2 separate regions of the Homo sapiens genome follow, and region 1 is linked to region 2. The links are chromatin loops, found by intact Hi-C in ENCODE. Cell type or tissue: pancreas. All regions are shown on one strand.

Region 1 (2,500 bases), 330 kb after region 2:
AGCCGGCTTTGCAGACGCAGCGGAAGGAGCCGCTGGTGTTCACGCAGCGCTCGCTCTTGCACAGCAGCCCGCGCTGGTTCAGCTCTCGGCACTCGTCGATATCTGAAGGTGAGGGCGACAGGTGCGGCTTCGCTGAGCCTCCAGGCGGCTCCTCACCACCGGCCCCGCCCCTGCCCCCACCCCCGAAGCCCGGCTCACCCACGCAGCGGGCGCGGGAGGCGTCGAGCTGGAAGCCGCCGGGACACTCGCACACGGCGCCGCCCGGCCGCGGCACGCAGCGGCCACTCACGCAGCGACACTCGTCTGAATCCTCCTCTGAACTGTCCTCATCTGCGTGGCCCGGAACAATATGGACTTCAACACTGAGCCCCGGCCAAAGGCTACCAACCCCGCCACCGCCCGACCCGGCAGCACTCACCTCTTGGGGGCTTCCCCAACAGCAGGGGGCTTGTGTCCCAGAAGGAATTGCTCTCGCTCTGCGATGTCGGGCAATGGGACCCTGGGAGGAGCAGAACTGGTCAGCGACGTCCGGGTCCCCGGGCCCTGGCCCCCATCCTCGCTCCCGGCCAACTCCTCCCCGACTGCCTTACCCGCGCCGCGCGGCGGGCACGGTCGGCATTGGGCGCCCCAGCCGCGGCCCTGGCGGCAGCAGCAGTCGTCGAAGGTGAGGGCAGGCCCGGCCAGGGGGCCAGCGCACATGCCGTCCTCTCCGCGCTGGCTCCAGCACACGTCGCGCCGCTCCGGGGCACGCTCTGCGGAAGACACCTGGCATCAGGGGAGGGGCCCAAGGCAGGAACCGCCCGCCTCCGCCCCACCCCACCTGCGCGGGGGCCACGTGACGGACAGGGCCCCGGGATCGGCCAAGGCCAACCCTCGCCCTCACCGGCCGGGCTCTCGGGGAGCTGGCAATCGCGGCCGGAGGGCCCGGGCACCCAGGGCGGGCGACACTCGCAGCGGTAGGAGCCCGGCAGGTTGACGCAGCGGCCAGGGCGGCAGGCTGCCGGGTCCTGGCACTCGTCCACGTCTACGAACAGCGAGGGGGTGGGTGGGGGCCGTCACAGCTCGGCCCGGGCCCCGCCCCTCCCGCGTACCCCACTCCCCGGCCCGGGCCTCACCCATCTCTTCCGGGCTCAGGCACTGGCGCTGCGCGGGACTGTACTCGGCAGGGGGCGTGCAGGCACAGCGGTAGCCGCCGCGCGTGTTCTCACACACTCCGTTCCGGCAGTTGGACTCGTCCAGGCACTCGTCCACGTCTGCAGGGAGGAAAAGCGTGGGTAGCAGGGGCAGGCCCGGGATGGGCGCGGTGGCGCGTGTCTCCCTGCCGCTTCCCCACGGCCGCCGGGGGGCGGAGCTCACCCACGCATTCCAGCAGGTTCCCGTCGTAGTAGAAGCCCTGCTTGCAGTAGCACTCGTAGCCAGGCTGCGTGTTCACGCACTTGCCCTCCTTGCAAATCTCCGACCCGAACAACATGCACTCGTCGATGTCTGCGGGGTGACAAACACTGGCCGCTCCGGTCCCGCAGCTGCAGCCCGGAGGCGTGGGCTGGGCGCACCACCGGAGCGAAGCCATCCCCGGGCGGGGCCTACAGGAGGGGCGGGGCCTACAGGGCGGGGCCTGCGAGGAAGGTGCGGGCGGGGCTTACCCGGCGCGGGCAGCTGACCCAGCGAGTCCCGGCGGGATCCGGGCGAGCCCAACCCGGGGTGAGAGGGCGCGGGGCGGGCGGAGCCGCAGGGCGCTTACCACGGTGGGCTGGGATGCCGTAGTTGACGATGTTGTTGTCCTGGGTGTAGCCCTTTCCGTCTGGGCAGAGGCTGTGGAACTCGGCTGCAGGGGCAGGGCGGCCGTGGGGAGGGAAGAGGCAGGACTGAGCGCGCGCGTGGGCTTAGGGCTGCAGCCCGCCGCCTATTTCCCAACTGCCAGGGGGCGCCATTTCCCACATTTGGCTTCCAGATGAAGAAACTGAAGATCTGGGAAGGGGCCTGCCCGGCTCCTGACCTGAGCTGTAGACTGGGCAGGGGTAGATTTCGCAGTGGTCGCCCCAGCCGGCCCCCAGAGAGCAGCAGCACTCCTGCTGGGTCACGTTGGTGGCCAATACGCTGTCGCAGAACACTGTGTCATCGAAGTTCAGGTAGCACTCCTTCTTGTGGTGGGGCTGCTCCACCTCTGAGGGGCAGACGGCAGCTCAGGGTTGTGCACAGACCCCCCTTGGCCCTGTCCACCCTGCCCACCCACCACAGGTCTTTCCCCCCACATTCCCTGGCTCCCCTTAGCCTCCTCCTGAGAGTTGGCTCTGTTCTCAACGTGGTGTTCTGGACCCTTCATCGTCTGGCCCCACCAGACTCCCCCAGCCAAAAGAGATTTCTTCCGGTTCCCCAAATTTAGGAGGGTGGGGCCAGGACACATCTCTGAATCCCAGCTGCAGCTCAGGGGAGTTGTCCAGTCCGAGGGAGGAGCTGGGAGGACACTCACCCTCACAACCGTGCTGGTCCTGGGTGGGAG
Region 2 (2,500 bases):
GCTGGGGGGAATGACAGATGGGTGAATTAGCAGATACAGGCCAGTGCTGTGGGTGTGTGCCAGAGAGGCCTGGGTCTGGGTTTGGGGGGCCCTGGCTGAGTGCCAGGAGAGTCGGGGAGGGAGGGAGTTGACAGTGGCTTCTCAGGCAGCAGGAAGGGGTGAAGCTTCCCAGCTTCAAGGGGTGTCAGCTTGCGGTACTGTGGGGAGGTAGAGAGGGACCAGGCAGGAAGGGGGCCAGGCCTGGCCCTGCGTGAATATCCCACTGAGTTTTCAGCCCTGTATCACCTTTTCTTGAACACACAGGATTTTTCAAAACTCTGGACACAGATCTGGATGGAGTTGTGACCTTTGACTTGTTTAAGGTGGGAACCTCCCTGGGCCCATGGTTGGGGAAGAGTTCCAGGCGATCGAATTTTCTTATCTGGCCAGTGTTCCCTGTCCTTTCCTGGAAATGAGCCTGGGCCTCAGAGCCAACCCTGAAGCCCGGGCCACCTGAATCCTGAAAGGCTGGGGTGGGGGTGTCTGGATTCTGGGAAAGGAGCAGGAGGGGAGGTCCAGGCCCTTGGAGGCCCCTATGGGAGCAGCACTCTGGTTTCCCAGGGGTGGAGGAGGTAAGAAAGTAACCCCTCCATGAGGTTCCTGAGGTGGCTCCTGAGACGTGGAGTTGGGGGCTGGACCTGGGGTTTGGGTGGGGAAGAAGCCAGGGAGCCATTTCTGCGGCCCCAGCTGACCTGCCTGTTCTCCCGCAGTGGTTGCAGCTGACCATGTTTGCATGAGGCAGGGACTCGGTCCCCCTTGCCGTGCTCCCCTCCCTCCTCGTCTGCCAAGCCTCGCCTCCTACCACACCACACCAGGCCACCCCAGCTGCAAGTGCCTTCCTTGGAGCAGAGAGGCAGCCTCGTCCTCCTGTCCCCTCTCCTCCCAGCCACCATCGTTCATCTGCTCCGGGCAGAACTGTGTGGCCCCTGCCTGTGCCAGCCATGGGCTCGGGATGGACTCCCTGGGCCCCACCCATTGCCAAGCCAGGAAGGCAGCTTTCGCTTGTTCCTGCCTCGGGACAGCCCCGGGTTTCCCCAGCATCCTGATGTGTCCCCTCTCCCCACTTCAGAGGCCACCCACTCAGCACCACCGGCCTGGCCTTGCCTGCAGACTATAAACTATAACCACTAGCTCGACACAGTCTGCAGTCCAGGCGTGTGGAGCCGCCTCCCGGCTCGGGGAGGCCCCGGGGCTGGGAACGCCTGTGCCTTCCTGCGCCGAAGCCAACGCCCCCTCTGTCCTTCCCTGGCCCTGCTGCCGACCAGGAGCTGCCCAGCCTGTGGGCGGTCGGCCTTCCCTCCTTCGCTCCTTTTTTATATTAGTGATTTTAAAGGGGACTCTTCAGGGACTTGTGTACTGGTTATGGGGGTGCCAGAGGCACTAGGCTTGGGGTGGGGAGGTCCCGTGTTCCATATAGAGGAACCCCAAATAATAAAAGGCCCCACATCTGTCTGTGATGTGTTTCTCCCCAGCCTACTGCCTGGAGGGCACCTGCAGGCCCCGGCCCATGGGGGCAGCTCGTGGCCTCAGCTCACCCCTCCCCTCCAACCCCTCCATCTCCTTCCCCTTGACCTTGAAGCTTGAACCCCTACTGGAGTACTGGGTATCTGGGCAAGACCACCCCTGGCCCTGGGAGGTTGGGAAGGAGGGGCCCTAGCTGCAGGGACAGGGCCACACAGCTGAGGTCCCACATGGCTCTGCTGATCCTACATGCCCTCCCCGCCGCCCAGGAGGCCTGACCCCTACCTTTCTTGCACACTTCGGCCCGTTGAGGTGAGGCTCTGGCTGAAATTCAAACCTCTACTTAGCACACACCCGGCCCCCCAGAGAGCTCCCCCGAGCACAGAGCCGCCTTCAGGTCCCTCTGTGGGGAGCCCCTGTGACCCAGACACCTGCACTTACATAAGCCGCTCCAGGGCCTGCTGGGATCTGGGATTTTCTTACCAGAGATAAGAGTGGTTTGGGGGAAGGAAGAGGGGATGGGGCGAAGCTGCAAATGCAGAGCAGAGGCCGAGGTGGGGGAGGGTGGGAGTTGGCTGCTGTCAGCTGCTGTGGGCCCCAGCGTTGGGGTGGAGATGGAGGTGGAGGCCCCTGTGTGCCCCATGGGGAAGGCTGCCCGCACACTGCTATCTTGAGCTTGCGTTTTGCCCTTGTCACCTCCTCACTGGGAGTCCAGGTCCTGTTGGGCTCAGAGTCTTCAGCAGTGAGGGCAGTGGCTCAGCTCTTCCTGCAGCTTGGGCTGGTGTGTGAGGGGCTGGAGGGCAGGAGGGTCTGCAGGGCCCTGCCATCTTGCTCAAACCCTTACTTGCTCTCTGGATTGGGTTTTATTTGATGTGGGGATGGGAACACCACGTCTGGATGACCTGGGACCCTAACCTCTCATAAACTCTGAGTCACTGAGGTAGAGGTGGGAAGAGCAGGGCTTCTTCCTGACTGCCCTATTTGGGCTTTCTTGCTTTGT

Evidence for each region. Peaks named below come from ENCODE experiments on the same cell type or tissue, not always from the same donor. Only the 100,000 strongest peaks of a DNase experiment are listed, where the experiment ranks them.
Region 1: a loop joins it to region 2, with 3 times the contacts of the local background. A loop is called at or near these places in 1 of 110 quality-filtered maps.

Annotation. Positions count from the first base shown.
Region 1 is chr11:65,539,130-65,541,629 of GRCh38, forward strand. LTBP3 (latent transforming growth factor beta binding protein 3) reads right to left here. Exons shown (of 28, transcript NM_001130144.3): 19 at 2,471-2,500; 20 at 1,997-2,164; 21 at 1,742-1,825; 22 at 1,357-1,485; 23 at 1,116-1,253; 24 at 884-1,024; 25 at 591-752; 26 at 419-499; 27 at 199-330; 28 at 1-102. Among named protein-coding and RNA genes, the nearest start is that of SCYL1, 15 kb to the left of the region's middle. RefSeq lists silencers at 740-939, 990-1,749 and enhancers at 1,489-1,783, 2,000-2,049. In pancreas, CTCF peaks have their summits at 1,154 and 1,900; DNase peaks (open chromatin) are centred at 92, 852, 1,092, 1,622 and 1 weaker place; H3K4me3 peaks cover 1,697 bases; H3K27ac peaks cover 2,040 bases.
Region 2 is chr11:65,210,511-65,213,010 of GRCh38, forward strand. CAPN1 (calpain 1) reads left to right here. Exons shown (of 22, transcript NM_005186.4): 21 at 304-362; 22 at 750-1,496. The coding sequence ends at 776. Among named protein-coding and RNA genes, the nearest start is that of CAPN1, 30 kb to the left of the region's middle. RefSeq lists enhancers at 1-98, 2,342-2,500 and a silencer at 789-992. In pancreas, no CTCF peak of the experiment used is centred here; DNase peaks (open chromatin) are centred at 127, 973, 1,120 and 1,791.